Regions from separate parts of the Homo sapiens genome. Here region 2 is linked to region 1. Evidence: read pairs that join two places in POLR2A ChIA-PET (ENCODE). Cell type or tissue: PC-9. All regions are shown on one strand. Links, peaks and the distances in the headings refer to the core of each region. The heading gives the core; the rest is flanking DNA.

Region 1 (13,054 bases), core at 5,182-10,181:
AGTCATAAAGTACTAAAGATTATAAAGGGCTAAAGTTGTTTACATCTATCTAATATATCTATATCTATATCTAAAGTTCACACACATGCACAGAGTTTATTGCTAAAGAGACCTTCAATTTCAGAACCATATCTTTACAGATGAGGAAACTCAGACATAGAGCTACATGGTACACAATTTTATGAAAAAGAAATATAAACTAAAGAGCTTCTGCACAGCAAAAGAAACTACCATCAGAGTGAACAGGCAACCTACAAAATGGGAGAAAATTTTTGCAACCTACTCATCTGACAAAGGGCTAACATCCAGAATCTACAATGAACTCAAACAAATTTACAAGAAAAAAACAAACAATGCCATCAAAAAGTGGGCGAAGGACATGAACAGATACTTCTCTAAAGAAGACATTTATGCAGCCAAAAAACACATGAAAAAATGCTCACCATCACTGGCCATCAGAGAAATGCAAATTAAAACCACAATGAGATACCATCTCACACCAGTTAGAATGGCAATCATTAAAAAGTCAGGAAACAACAGGTGCTGGAGAGGATGTGGAGAAATAGGAACACTTTTACACTGTTGGTGGGACTGTAAACTAGTTCAACCATTGTGGAAGTCAGTGTGGCGATTCCTCAGGGATCTAGAACTAGAAATACCATTTGACCCAGCCTCCCATTACTGGGTATATACCCAAAGGACTATAAATCATGCTGCTATAAAGACACATGCACACATATGTTTATTGCGGCACTATTCACAATAGCAAAGACTTGGAATCAACCCAAATGTCCAATAATGATAGACTGGATTAAGAAAATGTGGCACATATACACCATGGAATACTATGCAGCCATAAAAAATGATGAGTTCATGTCCTTTGTAGGGACATGGATGAAATTGGAAATCATCATTCTCAGTAAACTATCGCAAGAACAAAAAACCAAACACCGCATCTTCTCACTCATAGGTGGGAATTGAACAATGAGAACACATGGACACAGGAAGGGGAACATCACACTCTGGGGACTGTTGTGGGGTGGGGGGAGGGGGGAGGGATAGTTTTAGGAGATATACCTAATGCTAAATGACAAGTTAATGGGTGCAGCATACCAGCATGGCACATGTATACATATGTAACTAACCTGCACATTGTGCACATGTACCCTAAAACTTAAAGTGTAAGAATAATAATAATAATAATAATAATAATAATAATAATAATAAAAGAATTCTAAGCAGGAAAAAAGAAAAAGAAATATATTCAGTGATTTACAAAATTTCCATCATTCCACTTCTAAAAGGTACTGTTTTGGGGGTGCCATTTCCCAGTGATGTGCTAGCATATTAACACAATGGTTGTCATATTGTTTCATGGAGAATCTTGTGATTTCGTGGTGTCTTAAAGATCACAGGCAAAGAGAAATGGAAGAATAAGGGGGTCATGAGTAGTGGAAATTGCTACATCCTCCTCACCTTGGGTAGATCTGTTTTTATGCATTTTATATATTGGGATCTCGCTTAAGATTTCATTTTTAAAAAAACAAGCTCTTCTTTCCTAAGTCAAAGTTTGTGAATCATTACAACTTCACCAGGATATTGCTGGTGTACTAAACAGGCTTTCTCCAATAGTTGAGTCTGGTTCCTTCTTGGCTTTATGTTCTTCTACTCCAGTTCTTGTTAAATACTTGTGGACATCTGATGAACTTCATGGACTCTCTCCCCAGAAAAAATCATATAGACACACACAATTTTGTGAAAAATGTAGCAAGTGCATGGATTTCCTAAAATCCATTCACAGAGTGTGTGTTAATCATACTAACTCTAAAAGCTTTATTTAGAGGACTTAAGAAACTTCTGAAGGAGAAAGAATTGGGGATTAACATTAGAGTGTGTTTGGAAAAGGTGGAATTTTTTTCAACACAGCATAACTTGTAAGAACAGTTTTTGCTGCCTGATGAAAAAACAAAAAGTGTTTTTTCATTGAACTTCAAGAATCATACATACTCTTGCTGGCCACGCTGTTCTTTTAATTCATTGATTCATTCAACAGATATTTATCAAAGACAGATGTTTATCTAGCACAGTGGAAGACACTGTGCTAGGGGAAATGTAAGTGAATGGTTAACAATACTTCCTTTAAGAGCCATCTATTCTTGAGAATATGAATCATCTTTAACACTTAGCACATTTTAACCACTTAACCCACTAGTTAACACATGTGCATGCACACACACGCACTCTCCACTGGAACAAGCACTCTTTTAACTGACCTGAGGCTCGATTAGGTCTGGTTGACCGAGTCCTGGGCTGTCTATCCAATCTGCCTCCAGCGGTGGATGTATTGTGTGGTTCAATCAGAGGACAGTAAGGATGTGCAGAGACATAGGGATTCTGGCACCAAGGGCTGCGATTAGGGAAAACGGTTGGTGGGATTTCCTTCTCTCTGTAAAAGAAAAAAGCCTAAATGGAACTCAAAAGCCATTTTATGCTGTGGTGTTAATGTTGAAGGCACAATTAAAGGGGAAGCATATTTCAAAACCAAGAGAATATGACTTTTTAAACTTTGTGGGCAGAACTTTTATTATAACTTCAGAAGCATTTGCTACAAATGAATAATATATTCTGCACCTCTGTCCATAGGCAGCTTTTGATCCAAGATAAAATTCCTGGATAATGCACCTCTCCCTCCACCTAAGCACTGCTAAAGACTTGGGGATACCTCACCTTTTCACCTCTCTGCAGCAGCCTTGCCTCTAATAACAGTGCCCATGAAAAGTGAAATGGCGGCCGGCCGCGGTGGCTCACGCCTGTAATCCCAGCACTTTGGGAGGCCAAGGCGGGCGGATCACAAGGAGATCGAGACCATCCTGGCTAACACGGTGAAACCCCGTCTCTACTAAAAATACAAAAAAAATTAGCCGGGCGTGGTGGTGGGCGCCTGTAGTCCCAGCTACTCATGAGGCTAAGGCAGCAGAATGGCGTGAACCGGCAGGGCGGAGCCTGCAGTGAGCCGAGATGGCGCCACTGCACTCCAGCCTGGGTGACAGAGCGAGACTCTGTCTCAAAAAAAAAAAAAAAAAAAAAGTGAAATGGCCAGAGGGGTCTCAATACTACCTAGTGAAGATCGCCAGCCTTCATTGCCCTATGAGTATTTACCTGCTCATTCTGTTTTCGTGCTTTTCCTATGAGTTCTATTCAAAATAGTAGTTTCCAAAAATCACTATTGATTTAATTTATACATCACACATCCATTTGTCATCTAGTCGTTCCCACATGCTTAGTTACTAATTGTGGGAAGGACCCATTAAAACAAACAAACCAAACAACCCTTACCTCTTAAGAAGAACTTGAGCTTGTTCCACCTGATAATTTGAGATATCTTTCTTAGGTTGATCTTGTTTTTCTTTAGTTATTGTAGCTGTAGATGCTGTCCACTGAAACACACGCTTTCGGAATGTTGGAGATACTACTGAACATCTGTTAAATTCAACGTCAGCATCTAATTTTTCCCACGCTTGCTTCCAGTGGATAGGGGTGTACCACGCAATGGCCTAATGAAAATGATTTATTAATGTTGGCTATGTATATTTGAGGTTTACAACATGCTGTTATGAGATATACATATATATATATATATATATATATATATATAGTAAAATGGTTACTATGGTGGAGCAAATTAAGGTATTTATTGTCTCACGTAGTTACTTTTTTATGACAAGAGCAGCTAAAATCTACTTAACAAAAATCCCCAACACAATTTCATTAACTATAGTCCTTATATTGTACACTAGATCCCTAGACTTCATCCTACAAATCTCTGCTACTTTATATCCTTTGACCTACATCTGCCTATTTCCTCCCCTGCTCCCATCCCTGTGAACCAGTTTTATTCTCTTTCTCTGTATGTTTGACCTTTTCAAAAATTCCACATATAAGTGAGATCATGCAACATTTTTCTTTCTGTGTCTGACTTATTTCACTCAGCATAATGTCCTCCAGGTACCTCCATGTTCTTTCTTAAGGCTGAATAATATTCCATTGTGTATAGCTACATTTTCTTTATCCATTTGTCTGTTGACAGACACTTAGGTTGTTTCCATATCTTGGCTATTGTGAATAATGCTGCAATGAAGATGGCTGTGCAGATACCTTTCCAAGGTGGTGATTTCATCTTTTTTGGGTATGTACCCAGAAGAGGGATTGCTGGGTTGTATGGTAGCTCTACTTTTAATTTCTTTAGGGACTTCCATATTGTTTTCCATAAAGGCTGCACCAATCTACATTCCTGCCAACCATGTACTGGGGTTCCCTTTTCTCCATACTCTCACCAACATTTGTTATTATATCTCTTGTCTTTTTTGGAATAACCATCCTTATGAAGTGTGAAGTGATAGCTCATAACGATTTTAATTTGCTTTTATTTGATGCTTAGTGATGTTGAGCATCTTTTAATGTATCTGTTGGCCATTTTTTAAATGTCTTTGGAGAAATGTCTATTCAGGTCTTTTGCCTGTTTTCTAAATCAGGTTATTTGCTTTTCTGCTATTGAGTTGTAAGAGTTCCTCATAGATTTTGAGTATTAGCTCCTTCTCAGATATGAGGTTTGCAAACTTTTTTTTTTCCCAGTCGGTAGGGTGCTATTTTATTTTGTTAATTGTTTCCTTTGCTGTGCAGAAGCTTTTTAGCTTGACATACTCCATGCCCACTTTTATTTATTTTTGTTTTTGTAGCCTGAGCTTTGGTGTGATACCAAGAAATCATTGCAAAGGACCACGTCAAGGAGCTTTTCCCCTATGTTCTTTCCCAGCAGTATTATGGTTTCAGGTCTTACGTTTAGGTCTTTTAGCCATTTTGAGTTGTTTTTTATTTACCATGTAAAATATGGTACAACAGAATTTAAAAACTGAACTATATAATGCCATTTACCTGTGTGTGCGGCTTAGCGAACTACATGATGAGGATACAGAGTAACGCATCTTGGCCTTAGTTTCCTGTTCTGAAAATTACAAGCAGCATAATCTCAGGTAGGTAAGTTACTTTCTAACTTGAACTGTGACTTCATGTGTAAAACTGAGAGGGTGGTATTGGGAACTGCTTTATTGAAGTGTTGTAAAATTCATCCAGCTATTGAATTTCACAACTCTAAAGAACCGAGCAAAAAGTAATGGTAACATGAAAAAGTTAAGATTTTAAACATTTAAGACACTGTGTGTGTGAGTGTATCTTATCTGAGATGGGAAAATGGACAGTAGAGCTAGAGACATGGACAAGAAAACACGTTCTTCAGGCTAGAATCCTAGGTGAGAGTATTAAGGAGACCCATAAGCACTGAAGCTGGAGTTTGTTTGGATTTCCTGAATATGTGACATGTGCACAACATACACGTGCAAAAATTATTCAGGAAAATCCTGTATAGACACTAACAGTTATATTTCTATTCAACATGAAAAACGTGCCCTAACATTCTACTTGTTCTAGTGATCTGTTTTTAGTTTACCAAATTAGAGGTTTGGACTTCACACTGTAACCTTTGAACATCCCTCTGCTTGGCTTGACAAATAACATAGACATAAAGACAACACAAGGTCAGTTCAGCTAGGCTAAGCTTCTAGCAGAGAAAGAAGATGAATTCTTTTTTAAAAAGTTTATTTTCATAGATTATGGCAAAAAAATGGACTTTTGCTACAGATCATTAGTTACGAATCCTCCCTTTTTAGTAGCTCAAACATATTATATTTTGAAAATATGTTCATGATCTTTTTAGTGTGATCTCCCTTATTGAGGTGTGTGCCTTTCCTAGACAAGGCAATATTTTATTTTCCCCTGTATTGTAGGAACTTGAGAGAATTTTCGATGACAATGATGATAATGTGATAAAATTTAGCCTCAGCTCTAGAATGTCGGCCACATGAAACTTACAAACTATTTTTAGTGCAATAGAAAAATTATTGAGAGTTAGAAGATATGGTTTTATTTTAGTTCTATCACATTACTTATCATGTGACCTTAAGCAAGCCATTTAACTTTCCAAGCCCCATTTTTTTTCCCCAAGATACTGAAACATTACTGAGAATCAACTGTAATAAGGCATATATAAACAGCCCTTCAATGAGTTCCTATTGTATAGGACTGGTCTGTTCCACATCTGGATGTCTAATGCAAAACAATGTATTGGGAAAGTACCAGGCATTGATAAACATGAGACATTTATTAATTATTTGACATGTAATTTAGAGGCTGCAAACCTGTCCCTGCTTTAAAGGTCCATAGACTCATGGAATCTTAGTGATTATATTATACAGTCTCTTACTTTACAGATGGGAAAGTAGAATAACAATTATGTAGTTAATACATGGCAAAGCAAAACTAAAAGCCACTTTTATATTAAGCCATAAGATTTGTAGCTGTATCGAATATTAACCACTGCCATGTTAGTGACAAGATGACTCAAAAAGTAGTCTAAGACATACTTTATTTTAGCCTCCTTTTAATTTTTTAAATTTGTTTTTATTTTTATTTTTTTTCGAGACAGAGTCTTACTCTTCGCCCAGGCTGGAGTGCAGTGGTGCAATCTTGGCTCACTGCAACCTCCGCCTCCCAGGTTCAAGCAATTCTCCTGTCTCAGCCTCCCTAGTAGCTGGGACTACAGGCGGGCACCACCACACCCAGCTAATGTTTGTATTTTTAGTAGAGATGGGGTTTCACCATGTTGGCCAGGCTGGTATCAAACTCCTGACCTTGTGATCCGCCCGCCTCGGCCTCCCAAAGTGCTGGGATTACAGGCATAAGCCACTGCGCTGGCCTAGGCTTCTTTTTAAAAATGACCCATAATATAACTTCTCTTTGCCCCATCTTACAAATATAAAATATTATTCAAGTCCAGAAACAGGTTCTATTCTGATCTGTATAGCTGGCTATTATTTTAGACAGTAGATTACAGGCTTTGTGACTTTTTCCACAAGATATGGATTATTTTCTACATACAAATAGAAAGCAATTCCAGGGTCATGATGACACTTTGAGTTCGTGTTTCAGCATGTCTATGAGAAGGCAGTAAATTGTCTTTTTAAGGAAAATTTACCTGGCGGTTGCAGATAGTAATATCCAGTGCTATGAAAGTGAGAATGAAAATGAATTTATTAGAAAAGGAACTCTATACTTACATTAGGGTTTCAAGCTGATTTTAAAGTCACATTTCCACCTATTTAAGGGAAATACTTTCTAGTCGAATTAAATAATGCATATGGCTTTACCATAAGGTAGAATTTCCAATGGGATGTGACTCAGGTAAAAAAAAAAAAAAAAAAAAGCTTGAGCTGAGTTCTGAAGGGCAGGTAGGATTTAATAGGTAAAAAGGGAGGGAAGAGAGCCTATTGAGAGGCAAGAGCATGCGCAAAGGCCCTGTGGCATGAAGGAGCAGTCAAGCACTGGAAAGCAAAAGTAGTATGAGAAGTAGGGCAGTGTGGCTAGAACAGAGTGCATGAAGAAGCATGGAGAGAGGAGAGTCCAGAAGGTGAAAATGGGCAAGATCACCATGGTTCAAGTTAGGTGGGCAAACTCCTCTCCACTACAGATTCACAACACATGGCTCTTCCTCTCAATGCTTTTTCTCATGCTCTCCTTTACAGAGTTGATATTTCTGACCTGGGCTGCCCATATTTTATTAAAGCATTGTTTCACTGTATTGCAATTACTTATTATTACATATCAGTTTCTACTAGCAGACTCTGAGTTTCTTGAGGACAAGAAGTGTGCAATATTTATGTTCTTTTTTCTAGCACCTAGCGCCATTCCTGACAGATACGAAATATATTTAAATATTTTCCGTATGGATCAATCAGTCAGGTTTAGTCTTTCATTAGCAGGCACAGTTACTTGTGCTTACATCACCCCACAGAAATGGTCTGATTCTATATGTGCAAAGTCATTAAAATCACTGGGTAAAAGGAACAGTCTAAGTACAAAGCCTAATTCAGTTGCAAGAAATGAAAACTTTTTAAAATCTGCATTCCAGGAGCTCAGGGACCTGGTCTGTCTGGTTCAATGCTCAGTGCCTGGAGCAATGCACATACAAAGTAGAAATCACAAACTGGTTTACAGAGTGGATAACTATGATGAAAGTTCTGAGATAAGAATGTCTTAATCCTAAACTGGGTTTTGCTAATGATTTCTTATGAGGCTGAGTAAATAACTCACATTGTGTATCCTCATTTTCTCCATCAATGAAAATTAATCTAAGTAAATAACTTAGATTGTGTAGCCTTATTTTTCCCATCAGAGAAGTATTATAAAATTCAGTTCGAGCCCACAAGGAGATCTAAAGCTGAGTGGGTGAAGGCTGCTAAGTTATATCTCATGGGTGCTCTCCTCATCTAACAACAACTGTTCCCGCAGAAAGACAGTAAATGGCTCTTAAGAAATTAGCCAAGTCTATTTTAAAGGGAAAGTCCATCTCAACATAGATTATATTGCAGCAAAAAAGAAACTCAGAGATAGATTCTTGTTAACATATTTTGTTAGTAGTTATATGACATAGTAAGTTAGACTGAGGGTAAGAAAAATCACAGGTATGTAAAAATGATCTAAAAATCATTTTGAAAAAGGATTCACTTTTTTGTTGTTGTAAAAAGAAATACCTTTGAACCTTATTGGTGTGTCCATGGGTATATATGTATGCTAATATTATACCGAGAGAAAGGTTGAGTGAAAATATAAAATTGTCAAATACTGCGAACAAATTACCCAAAGCTATTGCTAATGCCCTTAATTTTATAAGGAGTAAAGTATAGTCATTTCAAATTAATACTGTAAGCTCTTTCATTAGAATATTAGTTCCTTGGTGCAGATCTTAATCTGTTATATTCCCAGTACTTAGCATAGCTGTAAAATAGAGAAGAGTATCAATAAATATTTGAGAAATGAAAAAATAAATGGAAAAGACCTGTATGGAGTACCTTCCTTATCCCACTCTTCAGGCTAAATATCACAAATTAAATCTTCCCTTGACTTCGAAAGTTGAAGAGGCTTCTTAGGAATATGAGATATCAAAATTATTTTTGCCAAATTGTAAGTAACTCTTGGGCCCTTTGACATTGGGAAGAGAATGCTGTTGATTTGCCTGATGTGTTGTGGCATTTAGTGATGGTTCTTCCCAAGCTTTAAGGATAAAAAAAAATCGGGTGAGCTAAGAGGATGGGGAACATAAGGATAACTATCCATTCTATGAAAAAGTAGCCCAAATGCCCATCAGGCAACAAGTGGATAAAGAAAACGTGGTATATACGTACCATGGAATACCACCACTTAAGAACTAATGAGTGCTCTTCCATTTGACAACATGGTTATCCATGTAACCAAACACCACATGCTCCCCCAAAACGACTGAAATTAAATAAATAAATAAATTTATAAGAACCTGACAATAAAATAATCTTTTAGGCATAAAGTCAATTTTACTGACATTTATGCACTTAGACACATTGTATAAAATAAAAAGAATAAAAAATACAGATATGCTCAATAAGCACAATATTTAAAAAAAAAAAACGATTGTTAAGAACCAGAAACTAACTTGACCGTTCGGTTTGCACAGGATTGTTATACAATCAGGACTTGCTCTAAACTTGTCTTGTTCCTTCCAAAGAAAATCTGATGGAGGTTGATGCTTTGCTTCAGATGCTGCTGCCCACACCTGTAATAAAATTGTTAATGACAAATGCCACTGGAGTTGAACACAATTTTGTAAATGTCATAGGGTTACTCCAACATAATCTTTCTGAACAGATGAGGTTTTAAAATATAATGACTATATCATATACAATGTCAAGCTATGCAACACCAAACAGCTACTCTACAGGGATTAAAGGAAAAAACGAGAAAGAGAGGACCCCTCCTGCATGAGCTAATTATCTGTTCTCTAAGCAAATAATCTCTTTGCTTGTCTTTTCAGGTTTATATTTACTTGGTTTCAGGAAATTAAGAATTTCATTTTAATAGTTAAATTATAAAAACAAAAGATATTGTACACAAAATTGAAGACAGCTGTGGAAATTTAACTGTGGGTATTAATTAACATCCAGAAGATGGACAAAGTGCGGTAATTAACCACCAACAACAAAATCACATCTTACGTACAGATCCAGATAGAGTGATAACGAGACAGTGCTGAGCCACAGACTGTCAGTGTCAACAAGTTTGTCCTGTACAATTCTAATGTACAGTATTTATACTCTTATACTCACTGTTACTGTGGAATTTGCCTGCATTACGATGTTTGGAAGGAATCGGTACAAAGAAATGGTTTGTCCATTCACATTTTGCTGGAGAATATGATCTCCAATTGCCATTTCTTTGTCAAGGGAAGAGTTAATGAGCTTCACGAACAAACCCTTGACATTCACTTCAGCTATTTCAACATCTCCAAGAGAACTAGAAAATAAAACACAAAGATTGTAAGCTGCCTTCAGATAGGAGTGTCTTTGACTCACTTTAAGAAGTGATTAATAAACTGCTTGAAAGTTGTTCTTAAACTGTATATTCTATTGGGCAAGTTCTATATAGGAATAGTATATTTTGTAACCTCAGACAAATGGCTTGAGTTTTTAGTTCTATTTCTTTATCTGTGCAATAAAATAACCTATTTCACTTAAAATAAAGAAAACTTAAAAAGTATTTTAGGTGTCAAGGTATAAAAGCCACAGGAAGTTGAGAATTATAATAGTTTAAATTTCCTACTGTTCAAGATAAAATCATTGAGACATGAAACTCTCAAAAGTAGATCAAGAGACAAATCATTTACTTTATTTCTGATAAAGTGACTGAAGATAAATAGCAACTATGTGATTAAAAGATTTTTGAAAGGTAAAAACTTTAAATAAACATAGGATGGTGTTTTTCACCTTTTAACTTGCATTGAGAGCTTTCTATGTACGATCCAGGGACCAGGCTAATCATTTACATATCATTATGTATCAGCATTTTTCAGATTGTGAGTCACAACTTATTAGTGGGTCAAAAATCACTTTGGTAAGTGAGGACCCCCATCTTGGAAATAAGATATATCTGTACCAATAATAATAACAATACCACTTATATGCCAGGCACTTAATAACACTATATATATATATATATATATATATATATATATATATATATACACACACACACACACACACACACACACACACACACACATATACACACATATATATACATATATATGTATATCTATGTCTATGTTTCTATTTATTTGTCTACCTATCTCTGTATATAGTTCTCCACAATTTCTTATCCACAGTTCCAAAATCCAAAAAGCTCTGAAAAAGCAAAAAAATTTTTTTAAAACATATTTGAAGCAAAGCCTGGTCCAAAACTGAGGTGAGGCTATTTATAGTCTTTGTTCATGGTTTATGTGAATATTTATATATTTTTCTGTGAAAAGATTAATGTTTGATTTTTGATACTTTTGTAATCCCTGACAGGGTGTTATATGATATGTGTTCTAAAATTTCCTTTCCTAAAATTGTCAAAATTCTGAATTTGGAAATATGTAAGTCCCCAAGTATTTTGGTGAAGGCATTGTGGACTAATAGTAACTCATATAATTCTCACAATAACATACGTATTTCTCATTAAAATACTTCTACATGTTTCTTATTGAAGGTCACACTAAAAAAATGTGAGGAACACTGTATTATCTCATTTAATTCTTAAAACAACTCAGACAGGTAGTATTTTAGCCCCATTTTATAAATAGAAAAACTGAGGTTTAGAGAGATTAATTCCCATGTCCAAGGTCACTCAATAAATGTTAACCCTTGTCCTTCTGCCTCATTCAACAAGTAAAATCTCAAATAGGTTTGACCTAACCATTCAGGTTGTTTAAATTCTGTACACACCATGGTGGTTGAACTCTGCTAGAAAACGCACACACAAAGATTGCTGCTACCAAAAACTTAGTGGTCTCCAACCACCTGGGCCCTTGCTGATTGACAACAAGTTGTCATCTTCATGAGCCAAGTCAGCAACTTCTGCCATCCTTCAACAATATCTCTATTCTCACTCTTGACAAATTATCTCACTAAGAAAACATGGCCATCAGAGAGAATAGTGTATTTCCCTGCTTCACACTTAGAAACAGACTCTCCTACAGCTGAGCCTACCTCTTCTCCATAGCCCACCCCATTTCCATGGAAGAGGCCCCTTCTTCCATCTGCAGTGAAGCCCTCTGGTCACCAACTCCTCCTGATGCTTCAGCAACTCAGTACCCTCATTGTCCTTCCTTTCTCCTTTAACACCAACTTCTCCCTCTGGACTACCTATTTCCCCCAAATAGGTACATATCCTTGAGGGGCTACCACCTTAAAAAAGAAAAAAGAGAAGAGTCCTTCTCCAGCTTACAATTCCTACTGCCATCACAACCTAGCTTTTGGAAAAGGCTATGTCACTAATTAATCACCTCTTATTTACTTCACAACCACCTGCCTCTGCTGGAGACCCAGATGACCAATGCCCTTCACAATCGGTAAATTGAGTGGCAACTGTTAGTCTATATCTTCATGTCTCCTCAGTATTGGCCTCTTTTTGGAAACTCTTCCCTTTGTTTCTTGAAGTCAACTGTTTTGCCTCTATCAGTTTTGTTACTTTTCAGCCCCTTTTTCTTATTTCACCCAGCCCCTTCACGCATCTCCCAGATGTTGATCCCTGGGATTCTGTTCTTAGCCCTCTTTTATTTCCCTCATTTATCCTTATAGGTGATGTTATCCATGAACAGTGTTTACTAACCATTAATACACTCATGACTGCTAAAACTAAATCTTTTGCCTAGACCTTCCTACTGAGCTTCGGATCCACAGAAACAACTGACCACAAGATCTCAAAAGGTACCCCTGAACTCATCACTTTGGCCTGTTGTAAATTTACTCTCCCAACTAGGAAACTATTCCAGTGAATTGCACCATTTACTCTGTTGGCCAAGCCTGAAACTTCCAATACTGTCCCAGTTTCTTATCCTTCATTCCTTATTCGTGACCAGGTTCTGCTGATTCTT
Region 2 (13,054 bases), core at 2,905-7,904, 66 kb before region 1:
TTGCTGCTTTCTGACTTCCAATGCACCAACATCGCCCATGTATGAACATTGCAGCCGTGAAAACCTTATCTTCACAGGCCTGTGATCTTCCCTCGAGATCCCACCACCTGACCCTATGTGAGAGTTCAGCTGGTAACTCAGGGACCAGCCTGGCCCTCCCTATCACAACCAGCAACTCAGGCTCCACCCGATCCAGCCCCATCAAGACTCATACACGCTGTCCAGCTGGCCATTTAGGGGCTGGGGAGTTGGAGAACCCCATTCCAATTCTGCTGACACCTGACCATTTCTCCCAGGGCCTGAGATTGGACCCACCCACCCAGCCAATATCACCACAACCTGCACAGGCCCAAAGGCGGAGGCCCCCTAACCCCTTTTACATGAAGATGCAGTGCTATCACATTGGAGAATGGTGAGCCACAATGCCATCTGTATTAATTAGGCTGAGTGATGAAGTTCTGCCCCAAAACCACTGCCACGGAGAGTCACAAATGAAGCAACCCCTGAGGCTCTCAACTACATTGTGGTTCAGAAAAAGGCTACAGTGTACATCTGATCTAGGAGTCATGAGCTCTGGAACAGAGATGTGATAGGGCAGCAGTTCAAATTCCTGTCTATCTAGGATGAGGTGGTGGTGTACCTTGTATGTCTGGTAGGTAGAATTCATCAGTGAATCTGTCTGGTCCCAGGCTTTTTTTTTTTTTTTTTTTTTTTTTTGGTAGGTTTTTTATTACTGATTCAATTTTAGAACTCAATTTTGGTCTGTTAAGGGTTTCAATTTCTTCCTAGTTCAATCTTGGGAGGTTGCAAGTGTCAAGAAATTTATCCATTTCCTCTAGATTTTGTAGTTTGTGTGCACAGCAAAGAGTTGGTACCAATTCTACTGAAACTCTTCCAAAAAGCTGAGGAAGAGGAACTTCTCTCTAACTTATTCTACAAAGCCATTTATCACCCTGATACTAAAATCTGGCAAAGATACAACAAAAAAGAAAACTATAGGCCAATTTTATTTATTTATTTTTTTGAGATGGAGTCTCACTTTGTTGCCCAGGCACGATCTCGGCTCACTGCAACCTCCGCCTCCCAGTTTCAAGCAATTCTCCTGTCTCAGCTTCCCGAGTAGCTGGGACTACAGGTGCCTACCACTAGCCCCAGCTAATTTTTATGTTTTTAGTAGAGACAGGGTTTCACCATATTGGTCAGGCTGGTCTCGAACTCCTGACCTCAGGTGATCTGCAGCCTCCCAAAGTGCTGGAATTACAGGCATGTGCCACCACGCCAAGCCAGGCCAATATTTTTGATGAACATAGATGCAAAAATCCTCGAAAAATACTAGCAAATTGAATTCAGCAGCATATCAAAAAGTTAATTCACTATGATCAAGTAGGCTTTATTCCTGGGATGCAAGGTTGGTTCAACATACCTAAGTCAATAAATGTGATTCACCACATAAACAGAACTAAAAACAAAAACCATATGATTATCTCAATAGATAACAGAAGAAGTTTTCAATAAAATCCAACATCCCTTCATAATAAAAACCCTCAACAAACTCAGCATATAAGGAACATACCTGAAAATAATAAAAGCCATCTATGACAAACCCACAGCCAACATCATTCTGAATAGGAAAAAGCTGGAATCATTCCCCTTAAGACCTGAAACAAGACAAGGACGCCCACTTTCACCACTCCTATTCAACATTGTTCTAGAAGTTCTAGCCAGGGCAATCAGGCAAGAGAAAGAAAGAAAAGGCATCCAAAATTAGAAAAGAAGAGGTCAAATTATCTCTTTTCACTGATGATATGATTCTATACCTAGAAAACCCTAAAGACTTCACCAAAAGCCTAAAACTGATAAATGCCATCAGTAAAGTTCAGGATACAAAATCAATGTGCAAAATCAATAGCATTTCTATACAGCAATAATGTTCAAGCTGAGTGCCAAATCAAGAACACAATCTCATTTACAGTAGCCACAAAAATAAAATAAACTACTTGGGAATACATTGAACCAAGGAGATGAAAGATTTCTACAAGGGAAATTACAAAACACTGCTGAAAGAAATCATAGATGACACAAACAAATGGAAAAACATTCCATGCTCGTGGATTAGAAGAATCAATATTGTTAAAATGGTCATATTGCCCAAAGCAATCTACAGATTCAATGCTATTCCTATCAGACTACAAATGACATTTTTCACAGAATTAGAAAAACAATTTTAAAATTCATATGAAACTAAAAAAGAGCCTAAATAGTGAAAGCAATCTTAAGCAAATGGAAGAAAGCTGGAGGTATCAGATTACTGGATTTCAAACTATACCATAAGGCTACAGTAACAAAAACAGCATGGTACTTGTACAAAAACAGACACATAGATCAATGGAACAGAATAGAGAACCCAGAAATAAAACCACACACCTACAACCATTTAATCTTTGACAATATTGACAAAACTAAACAATGAGGAAAGGACTCCTGGTTCAATAAATGATGCTGGGATAACTGGCTTAGTCATATGCAGAAGAATGAAAGTAGACCCCTACCTTTCACCATACACAAAAATTAATTCAGGATGATGAATCAACGTTTTAAATGTTAAGACCTCAAACTATAAAAATCCTGGAAGAAAACATAAGAAATGCCATTCTGGACATCTGCTTTGGCAAAGAATTTATGACTAAGACCTTAAAAGCAATCACGCTGAAAACAAAAATTGACAAGTCAGACCTAATTAAACTAAAAAGCTTCTGCACAGCAAAAGAAACTATCACAGAATAAAAAGACACCCTACAGAATAGGAGAAAATATTCACAAACTATTCATCCAACAAAGGGCTAACATCCAGAATCTATAAGGAACTTAAACAAATCAACAAATAAAAACCATCCCATTAAAAAGTGGGCAAATGACATGAGCAGACACTTCTCAAAAGAAGACACACAAGCAGCCAACAAACATGAAATAATGCTCAATGTCACTAATCATCAGATAAATGCAAATTGAAACTTCAGTGAAATACCATCTTACACCTCTCAGAATGTCTATTATTAAAAAATCAAAAAAGAGTAGATGCCGGTGAGGCTGTGGAGAAAAGGAATGCTTATACTCTGTTGGAAAGGTAATTAGTTCAGTCACTGTGGAGAACCGTTTGGAAATATCTCAGATAACTTAATACAGAACTAATCATTCAATCCAGCAATCCCATTACTGGGTTTAAACCCAAAGGAAAATAAATCATTCTACCAAATACACACATGTACACATATGTTCATCGCAGGACTATTCACAATATCAAAGACATGAAATCAACCTCGGTGCCCATCCATGGTGGATTGGACAAAGAAAATGTGGTGCATATACATCATGGAATACTATGCAGCCCTAAAAAATGAAATCATGTTCTTTGCAGCAACATGTATGTAGCTGGAAGCCATTCTCCTAAGTGAACTAACGTGGGAACAGACAACCAAATACTGCATATTCTCATCTATAAGTGGGAACTAAACCTTGTGTACACGTGGACACAAAGATGGGAATAATAGACACTGGGGACTACAAAAGTGGGGAGGAAGGGAGGAGAACAAGGACTGAAAAACTACCTGTTAGGTACTATGCTCACTACCTGGGTGATAGGATCAGTCATACCTCAAACCTCAGCATCATGCAACATGTAATAAACCTGCACATGCTCTGAATCTAAAATAAAAGTTGAAATTAAACAAAACAAAAGAAAAAAATTGTTAATAGAGTGTCTCTGTCTTAAGTTGAAATGGGAAGACCAGTTTAAATCTCTGATGATAAAGAAAATGGGAAGACACAAAGCAAGTTATGAAGCAGAAAAAAAGAATCCCATTTTTACTTTAAATACAAAAAGAACAGCAAAGTCATAACTCAATATTTTGCTTTGTCTTTTTCTAACCATAAATATAAGCTAAGTCTACTTTAATCTTCACCACACCCCCTACACTGTCATCTCTCATTCCCTTCTCCCTTCCCCAGAGTAATCACTAAGATGAGTTCGTTTATATTCTTCCAATCCATTTTTATGTATAAGTAATAGGTAGTAATATTTTATATTTTTAAAAGTAATATCATGTGCACGTATTTTCTATCTTGCATTTTCCCTTCAACATCAAATTTTGGATCCATGTTAATATAAGTGGATTTAGCTTTGTTTCAACTGCTTCATTGCGTTTCCTGATGACTATTCCACATTTCATTAATGTGATCCCCTATTGATGGCATTTAGGTAGTTTACAATTTTTATGCTGTCATTAAAACAACAGTATAATGAGCTTCTGTTGTTTTCAATGCTGTTTGAGACTTACGTTTTAGGGAAGCTAAGATAATACATATATTTTAAAAAGTATCTTCTCACCCCTTGTTTTTTTCTTATAAGACTTTTGCTTAACAGTGACATGGTCTTTTACCTAAAAACTGAAAATAGTTTTTTAAATGATCAAACAAAAGAGACAGTTTAGATAAAAAGGCTTTTTTTTTTTCAAACTCCATTCCTTTTGATTCTATGAAGTCATGAAGACAGAAAGGAATTATCAGTGTTACTAATTAATTGTGGACCCTCAGCTTTTAAAGTGCATCATTGTGTATTTGCTCTTATAGTACCTTCTTGGGTTTATATAAAAAAGTAGCTGCATGAAGCTCTTTGCCTCATTTGGACTTTGTTTATCTATACTTTTTGCTTATGCTCAATCCCAGTTTATTACTCCCTGACGATTTCCCTGGCAGTACAGAAATCGATGTTGGAGCACAGTATCTAAAATGTGACAATTATCCTTAGTGACTGTCTGGTATTGTCCTTAACAAGAGTATTTAGTCAATCCACTCGATGGCATGCTTTGTACAGAAACATGAGTTGATGCAGAGATACAATTCCAATAGGGATGAAAATGAGTCATAGTAGTCAATTAGCTTTTGGTGATGATGAGTCACAGGAATCAAAACATTTTGCAAAGCGTTTGGCAGACGACCAAATGCTCTAGCTTGAGCTACCGAGATGTGACATTTTAGAAAATGGGAAGAAAATCGTCATATCTTAGTATCTCTTCATGGAAGATGTTTGTCAGTTGCCTAGAGGAATATTTTCATTCTTGCACATACTGCTCCCTAGACTTGGAACACCCACTCTAATGCCACCACCTCTGATTGGCAAATTCCTGTTACTCAGGACCCATCTCAGACCGGAAGCATTTCCTGAGGCACAATTACTCACTCCCATCACTGAGCCCATAGCTGCTGGTTTCTCATGTTATTAAACCATCTATCAAGTGATATTGCAATTTACCTGTTCCTGTGTTGATCTTTTCTCCCATTCTCTGGAATAAAAACCCTGTCTTAGTTGTCCCTATGTACTTAGTAAATGACATATAACAGGGCTCAATTCATTTTTGTTTCTTTGTTAAGTGGATGTGTTTCTATTTATGTGGGCATTATGAAATACTAACAATTATAAGAACAGTAATAGTTAACATTTACTGAGTGCTTCTTACATACTAGGCACTGTCTGGAGTGCCTTCAGTGTATTAACTCATTTAACTCTCCCAACATTATACAGGAGGTAAGTACTACAATCCTCTTCAGAGATAAGAAAACTGAAGCACAGAGAGTTAAAGTAACTTGTCCTAAGTCACACAGCTACTTGGTGGTGGAGTTAGGAATTGTACTCAAGCAGTCTGACATCTGAAGCTACATACTTAAGCAATGTGCTATATGGCATCTATTTTTTTCCTTAAGAAAAGAATCTAAAGACAATTTTAATGGACAGGATAAATAATTTTACATAGAAAAATAAAAATTGCCATCACCAAAAGACAGTGTCTCAGGATTAACCTGAAAGCTATTTTTGAATGAGGCAGAGCTATACCTTTTTGCCTGAAGAGAAGTCTATGATGTATAGTTAAGAAAACCAAATTGTAAAGTAATTTTGTAGTGATTCCTTGTGAATAAGAAGAAAATAGTAGAAGGCTTATACAGCTTACACTTCTTCCTTTCACATCTTTCTCCTTGCTTACAAAACATATACCTGTTGATCAGGCTGTAAATATCAGTTATGGTATGGAAGTTCACTACAGTGGGAGGTGTTATTATTATTATTTTTTCTTGCATTATTTCATTGGTTTCAGTGGCAACATCACTCTGAATATTTGAAGAGGAATTTAATAAAGAAAAATTTATTGGCGACTAATAAACTGAAATTCCAGGGAGAAATCCCAGAGAAGATGACTCTCCAAGTCACGCCTGGAGCAAGCAGGCAAAGTCAGCTTCGTTCAAAGCAGTTTCCTTGACACCCTCATACAAGAAGCAGTAGTTTCATTCTTAACAGGAAGCACTGTAGGAAACGAGGAAGTTGCAGTGAAACCAGAGGACTAGGCCTAGTGGTGTATTACATAGTCACGGATTCTTCTCCCCAGGCTCGCTTCGCCCCATTGCCCCTCAGGCCTGGGCGACTTGCTCGCTGCCCCCACCTGCCATCTCAGCCTGTCCTGGGTGAAGACCTCCTCAGTCATCCGCATCTGATGGAGCATCTCACAAAGGCTTTGGCTCCTGCCGCCATGTCTGGGTTCAGAGGAAGGACTTGCCGCGGGACAGGCGATCTGGCTTCCCCTGCAGCGGCCCCAAGGGACTGGGGACACAATCTGGAAGCACCAGGGAGGTCATGCTCTGTGCCGCAGGCTTGACAGGAAATGGAAAAGAGCCAGAGCATCAACCTCTCTCTCATCCTCCCTCGAACACGTCTTCTGAGGCCCACTGCTTCCACATAGCCTTTGCAGAGATGTCCGTTGACCAGGCAGCAGACTAGGTCTTCTCGTGAAGCTACAGCTGCTCTGTAATGCACTGCCTTGTCTTTGCTTTCTCTCCTTCGCTGCTCCCTTCCCATTTTGCTCTCAGTCTTGCTGTCCTGGGAGCCAAGAGTCAGCAGTAGCAGGTTAACTTTCATTAGGCTTCGTCTTCTAGGGGCCCAGGGTTAAGGCATAGTGAGATATCCAGGTTTTAGAAACGTTAATATCTGATGTTATAAATAGACTTTAGGTTGAAAATTGGGAAGCACTGTTTGAAGTTCAAGCACATGACTGATAGGCTTTGGGAAGGATACTATGCTCCCTATCTGGGTGATGGGATCTGTACCCCAAACCTCAGCATCATGCAGTATGCCCATGTAACAAACCTGCACATGTACCCCTGTATCTAAAATAAAAGTTGAAATTTAAAAATTTTTCTTTGTTTGATACAAGAAAATGTAGGCTAGACATAATTATTCTGGAAAATAAATTTTATTTAAATTACATAGAAAAGAATTAACTTAGGATTTTTTGCAGAGCAGGATGTTGTGAATGTTTAAATACCTTGTTTTTAAAAATTGTATTGTGTGTCTTCACTAATAGTGTTATATCTTTTGAATTAACAATCTGTTATGTCCAAGTAAAAAATGGTAGCTTTATCGAACAAATATTTTGTATTTTGACCACTATATAGTTAAAATAAAATAAATCCAAATAAAAGTAACATATGCTTATTTAGAAGTTTGATAAATAAATGAATGTATGAAATAAATAAATGAATGTATGAAAATTAACAACCACCTATAATCTTATCATCCAAATACAGCCACGTTAACATTTTGGTAGATGTTTGCCCATGTTTTCTATGAATAGAATGGATATATTTTACATATCTACAGATTTACTTATATATTTTACATTAATGGATATAATAGGGTAATATATGTACCATGCATATATGTAGAATATTTTTCACATGTGCTATGTTAATATTTGTATGTAATTTATAAAACCTGAATATATTATATATATGATTTAAAGTTTTATTGTTTAACTTAATATATTATGAGATATTTCCTAAGTTACCAGGTGTTCTAAGACATGCATTTTAATGGGGATATTCAGTATTTCACGGTATGGGTAGGTCAGAGTTTATACTTAACCAAATACTGTTGTTGGATATTTGAGATGCTTGGTTAAGAGTCCCTATATACCTTTACTTTTTTCTTTTCAGAAATGTAGAATTCAGAGGGACAAAAGAAATCTTCTAAAGATGGTCTAGTTTACTCCTCCAGTACTATCCTTTAATCATGTCTATAAGCAGGACATTAAATTCCATTTTCTTTTGTTCTTTCTGTTTAGGTGCCCAATACCTTCAGCCTCCTATCGCTTTGTTTCTTGCAAAAAATGATTGTCAAAACTTCATCTGTATAGTAATAACAGTAATAACAGCTAGGCATATAATGCTTACCATGTTCCGGGTTCTAGTCTAAGTATTACATGTATTTCAACGCATTTAATTCTTGCAAAGCCTTCTGAAGTAGATACCCATAACTATCCCCAAATTAGAGCTGAAAACACAGAGAGATTAACTTACTTATTTAAATTCATACAGTTAGTAAGTGGTAGAACTAGAATGTGAGCCTAGACAATCAAGTTCCAGAATCTGAATTCTAATTACTATGCTCTAATGGATGACTCCTAAAAGAAAGATGCAAAGAGGTTTCATTCTGAATTCTAATTTCAATCACTGGAAATGGCTGCCTGGAACAATACGTTCAGAATGATTCTGATGCTGTATCTGAGCTTAGAGGGGAAAAGGGCCATGATATATGAATAATATTCCCTTGTTTGAAAGAGGAGAGTGATTGTATATTTGCCATTTTTGCCCTATAATTTTAGTTACCCTAGAATTATTTAAGTTCAAAAAGATAAAACTCTAGAGATTAAAAAAAGTGTAGGTGGAATAGGGTTTATGTATTTATTATTTTTGCAGGAGGGAGATGAGGGGGCAGAGGTTTGTGCTATTTTAGCCTGTGCTACCTCTGTCAGTGCAAATGACTCCATATGCATTTCAGGACCTCCATTTTTACAATTGTTTTTAAAAGGAGCCTGTTGCATTCTGTCTGTCCTTGGTAGATACAAAAGCAAAGAACAATGAAAACACAAAGAGTTTGGAGACATAGACATATGGGCTTCCTTTTTCTGGTTCCATCAAATTAACTGTGTGTTCTTCTAGGATAGTTACTTGACCTTTCTTACCCTCAATGTTCTCATCTGTAAAATGAGAAAATAATTCTTACTTCTTAAATTGTTGTGAAATTAAGTTAGGTAATTGTGTATGAAGTCCTTTGCATACAAAAGACAAATGTTCTCTCCTTTACTGTCTCATATGCACCAACAGATTGTATCCTTGCATATTGTTTTTCCTTTGATTACTTCTCATAGAATCCATTTACTAAAATCTTTAATAGCTTAAAAGTTTTTTGTTTCTTGTTTATATGGAAATATTATCAAGTTTTAGTTATAGATATTTCAGAAATTAACATACAAATGAAGTCCTTGCTAGTCTTTGGTAACCATACAAAACTGTACAATGGGTCAATTTAGTGCTTGCTTGCTCAATAATTATGTTTTAAAAAGTTTTAATAGAATGTCTGTTCTTTTTATGTTCATAATAGCACCACTATCCAAGGCAGAAACTTGAGTCTTTATATCAGTTTTCTTTCATTTTAGATTACTTCTATTCCTATTTCTTCATGTTCACTAATCTTTTCTTTGGCAATATCTAATTTGCTGTTAATTCCATCTGTGTAGAAAAGACATAATATAGCAGGCTTGATGTTGCTACCTTTAGAATGATCTGCTTGGGGGGCTTGCCCTAGACTATCATCTGGGAACTTGGCTTTGGAATGTTCCCTACACTGATAAGGATGATTTGCTGACCTGAGACACCGAACTCTTATATACCAGCTTGCCTAGATTATTTGTGCAAACAATGTAATTAATGGTGAATGCCAGCCTTTCTACCAGATGTCTAAATTTGGTAGCTGTGGCTTATCGGAGGCAGAGACTGCCAAAATAATCAGCCCCCAGTGAAAACTCTGAACTTTGAGACTTAATCAGAAACACTGCATTTTGTTGGCTAAAAGAGTGTGTTCTATGTGGCCACCCCGTCTCTCTTCAGCCCCAGAGGGAGAACTTTGGAAGCCAGTGCCTAAATTCCTCCAGGCTTCACCTGGTTTGTCTTTTTCCCTTGCGAGGCTGGCTGTATATCTTATGCTTGATAAACCATAGCTGGGATCATCTTGCCTCTGAGCCCTATGAGCCCTTCTAGTGAGTCCTAAATGTGTGGGTGGTAGTTATGAGACATCCAAAGCACCATCCATTGAATTTTTAATGCCTAGAAGTTTAATTTGAGTGTTTTAAAATATCATCCAGCTGGGCGTGATGGCTCAGGCCTGTAATCCCAGCACTTTGGGAGGCTGAGGCAGGCAGATCACTTGAGATCAGGAGTTCGAGACCAGCCTGGCCAACATGCTGAAACCCCATCTGTACTAAAAATAAAAAAATTAGCTGGCGTGATGGTGCGGGCCTGTAATCCTAGCTACGCGGAAGGCTGAGGCAAGAGAATTGCTTGAGCCCGAGAGGTGGAGGTTGCAGTGAGGCAAGGTCACACAAGTGCACTCCAGCTTGGTTGACAGAGCGAGACTGTCTCAAAAACAAACAAAAAACCAAATATTATCCATGTCTTTTTTTAACAAGCTCAATATTTTCTCCACTTTCTTGGGCATATGGAATATATTTATCAGAATTGTTTTAATGTCCGTGTCTACCAATTCTACACTGTGTGTCATTTCTGTGATTGTTTCTCTTGAATGATTTATTTTACTCCTCATAAGAGGCTGTATTTTCCTGCCTTTTGGCATACCTAGTAATTTTTGATTGGATGCCAGACATGATGAATTTTACTTTGTTACATATTGGAAGAATATTCCTTTAAATATTCTTAGGCCTTTTTTTTTTTTTTTTTTTTGGTTGGCAATTAAATTACTTGGAAATAGTCTGACCCTCTTGAGTCTTGCTTTTAAGCCTTGTCAGACACAGCTAGAGCAGACTGTGGTTCCAGCACTGAGGCAATCCTCTTCTGTGTTCTCCATCTTATGCCCTGTGTATTATGAGGTTTTCCCATTTTGACTGGTGGGAACACAACCTGCTCCCAGCCCTTTGTAAGTCCAAGGGATTGTCCTACCTGTTTCAGGTGGTTCTTTCCTTAGTCTCAGGTATCAAGACTCAAGGGGAACTCAGGAAATCTCCAGAAATTTCTCTCTGTGCAGCTTCTTTCTCTCTTGTCTGGTACTCTCCTTCTCCAACCTCTAGATGGATTGACCTCCCCTGATGCTCAACTCTAGCTCCTCAAATCAGGGAGACTGCTGGGCTTTGTGTGTGTTCTCCTTCCCTATGCTGAGGACTGGAAACCAGACAGTGAGTAAGGCACCCCCAGGGCTCACCTTGTCTGTTTCTCTTCTCTAAGGGATCACTGTTCTCTACTACCTGTTGTCCAATGTCTAGAACTCATTGTTTTATGAACATGTTAATGAACATGCATTTCGTTCATTTCTTTTTTGTTATTTAAGCTGGGAGGGTAAACCCAGTCGTGTTTCTCTGTCATGGTCAGAAGTGAATGTCTATACTTTCTTTCTTTCTTCTTTTTTTTTTTTAATTTTAAAAATAGTATGGCTTGTGATGCGATTTTTTTCTTTTTTTTTATTATACTTTAAGTTTTAGGGTACACGTGAGCAATGTGCAGGTTAGTTACATATGTATACATGTGCCATGTTGGTGTGCTGCACCCATTAACTTGTCATTTAACATTAGGTATATCTCCTAATGCTATCCCTCCCCCCTTCCCCCACCCCACAACAGGCCCGGTGTGTGATGTTCCCCTTCCTGTGTCCATGTGTTCTCATTGTTCAATTCCCACCTATGAGTGAGAACATGCGGTGTTTGGTTTTTTGTCCTTGCGATAGTTTGCTGAGAATGATGGTTTCCAGCTTCACCCATGTCCCAACAAAGGACATGAACTCATCATTTTTTATGGCTGCATAGTATTCCATGGTGTATATGTGCCACATTTTCTTAATCCAGTGTATCATTGTTGGACATTTGGGTTGGTTCCAAGTCTTTGCTGTTGTGAATAGTGCCGCAATAAACATACGTGTGCGTGTGTCATTATAGCAGCATGATTTATAATCCTTTGGGTATATACCCAGTAATGGGATTGCTGGGTCAAATGGTATTTCTAGTTCTAGATCCCTGAGGAATCACCACACTGACTTCCACAATGGTTGAACTAGTTTACGGTCCCACCAACAGTGTAAAAGTGTTCCTATTTCTCCACATCCTCTCCAGCATCTGTTGTTTCCTGACTTTTTAATGATTACCATTCTAACTGGTGTGAGATGGTATCTCACTGCGGTTTTGATTTGCATTTCTCTGATGGCCAGTGATGATGAGCATGTTTTCATGTGTCTTTTGGCTGCATAAATGTCTTCTTTTGAGAAGTGTCTGTTCATATCCTTCACCCACTTTTTGATGGGGCTGTTTGTTTTTTTCTTGCAAATTTGTTTGAGTTCATTGTAGATTCTAAGGGCTCTGTTCTGTTCCATTGGTCTATATCTCTGTTTTGGTACCAGTATCATGCTGTTTTGGTTACTGTAGCTTTGTAGTATAGTCTGAAGTCAGGTAGTGTGATGCCTCCAGCTTTGTTCTTTTGACTTAGGATTGACTTGGCAATGCGGGCTCTTTTTTGGTTCCATATGAACTTTAAAGTAGTTTTTTCCAATTCTGTGAAGAAAGTCATTGGTAGCTTGATGGGGATGGCATTGAATCTATAAATTACCTTGGGCAGTATGGCCATGGTGAATGTCTATACTTTCATGTGATTCTTTGAAACATTAAGGGTTTGGATTTCTCATCACTAGGGTCAACGCTTGGCACATAGTAGGTAGTCAAACATTATCTGTTGAATAACAAAATAAATAAATAACTGGTGTCCTTAACTTTACTGTGAAGTTGAAGATACGGTATTATTTTTTATTCACCAGACTAGACACTATTAAAGCTTCAAAAAACTCTACTGAGATCTATGTAGGGTTGGGTTAAAAATTCCCGCCCTGCCACAGCAACTCTCTGATCCTGCATCTTTTCCCTTCCTAGAATGACATGTACCTTGTAAGGTAGGCATGAAA

The links. ChIA-PET counts read pairs that join two places held together with the same protein. Peaks named below come from ENCODE experiments on the same cell type or tissue, not always from the same donor. Only the 100,000 strongest peaks of a DNase experiment are listed, where the experiment ranks them.
Region 2: POLR2A ChIA-PET joins it to region 1 with 13 read pairs; 2 of 35 experiments call an interaction of 5 or more read pairs at or near these places.

The regions. Positions count from the first base shown.
Region 1 is chr12:25,516,522-25,529,575 of GRCh38, forward strand. It overlaps LMNTD1 (lamin tail domain containing 1), which reads right to left. Exons shown (of 10, transcript NM_001145728.2): 5 at 10,248-10,434; 6 at 9,578-9,697; 7 at 3,337-3,554; 8 at 2,274-2,446. Among named protein-coding and RNA genes, the nearest start is that of LMNTD1, 30 kb to the right of the region's middle. In PC-9, for the core only: no CTCF peak of the experiment used is centred there; a DNase peak (open chromatin) is centred at 8,080; H3K27ac peaks cover 1,071 bases.
Region 2 is chr12:25,453,262-25,466,315 of GRCh38, forward strand. LOC124902900 (a long non-coding RNA gene) reads right to left here. Exons shown (of 3, transcript XR_007063247.1): 3 at 12,687-12,825. Among named protein-coding and RNA genes, the nearest start is that of LMNTD1, 93 kb to the right of the region's middle. In PC-9, for the core only: no CTCF peak of the experiment used is centred there; a DNase peak (open chromatin) is centred at 5,060; H3K4me3 peaks cover 957 bases; H3K27ac peaks cover 1,608 bases.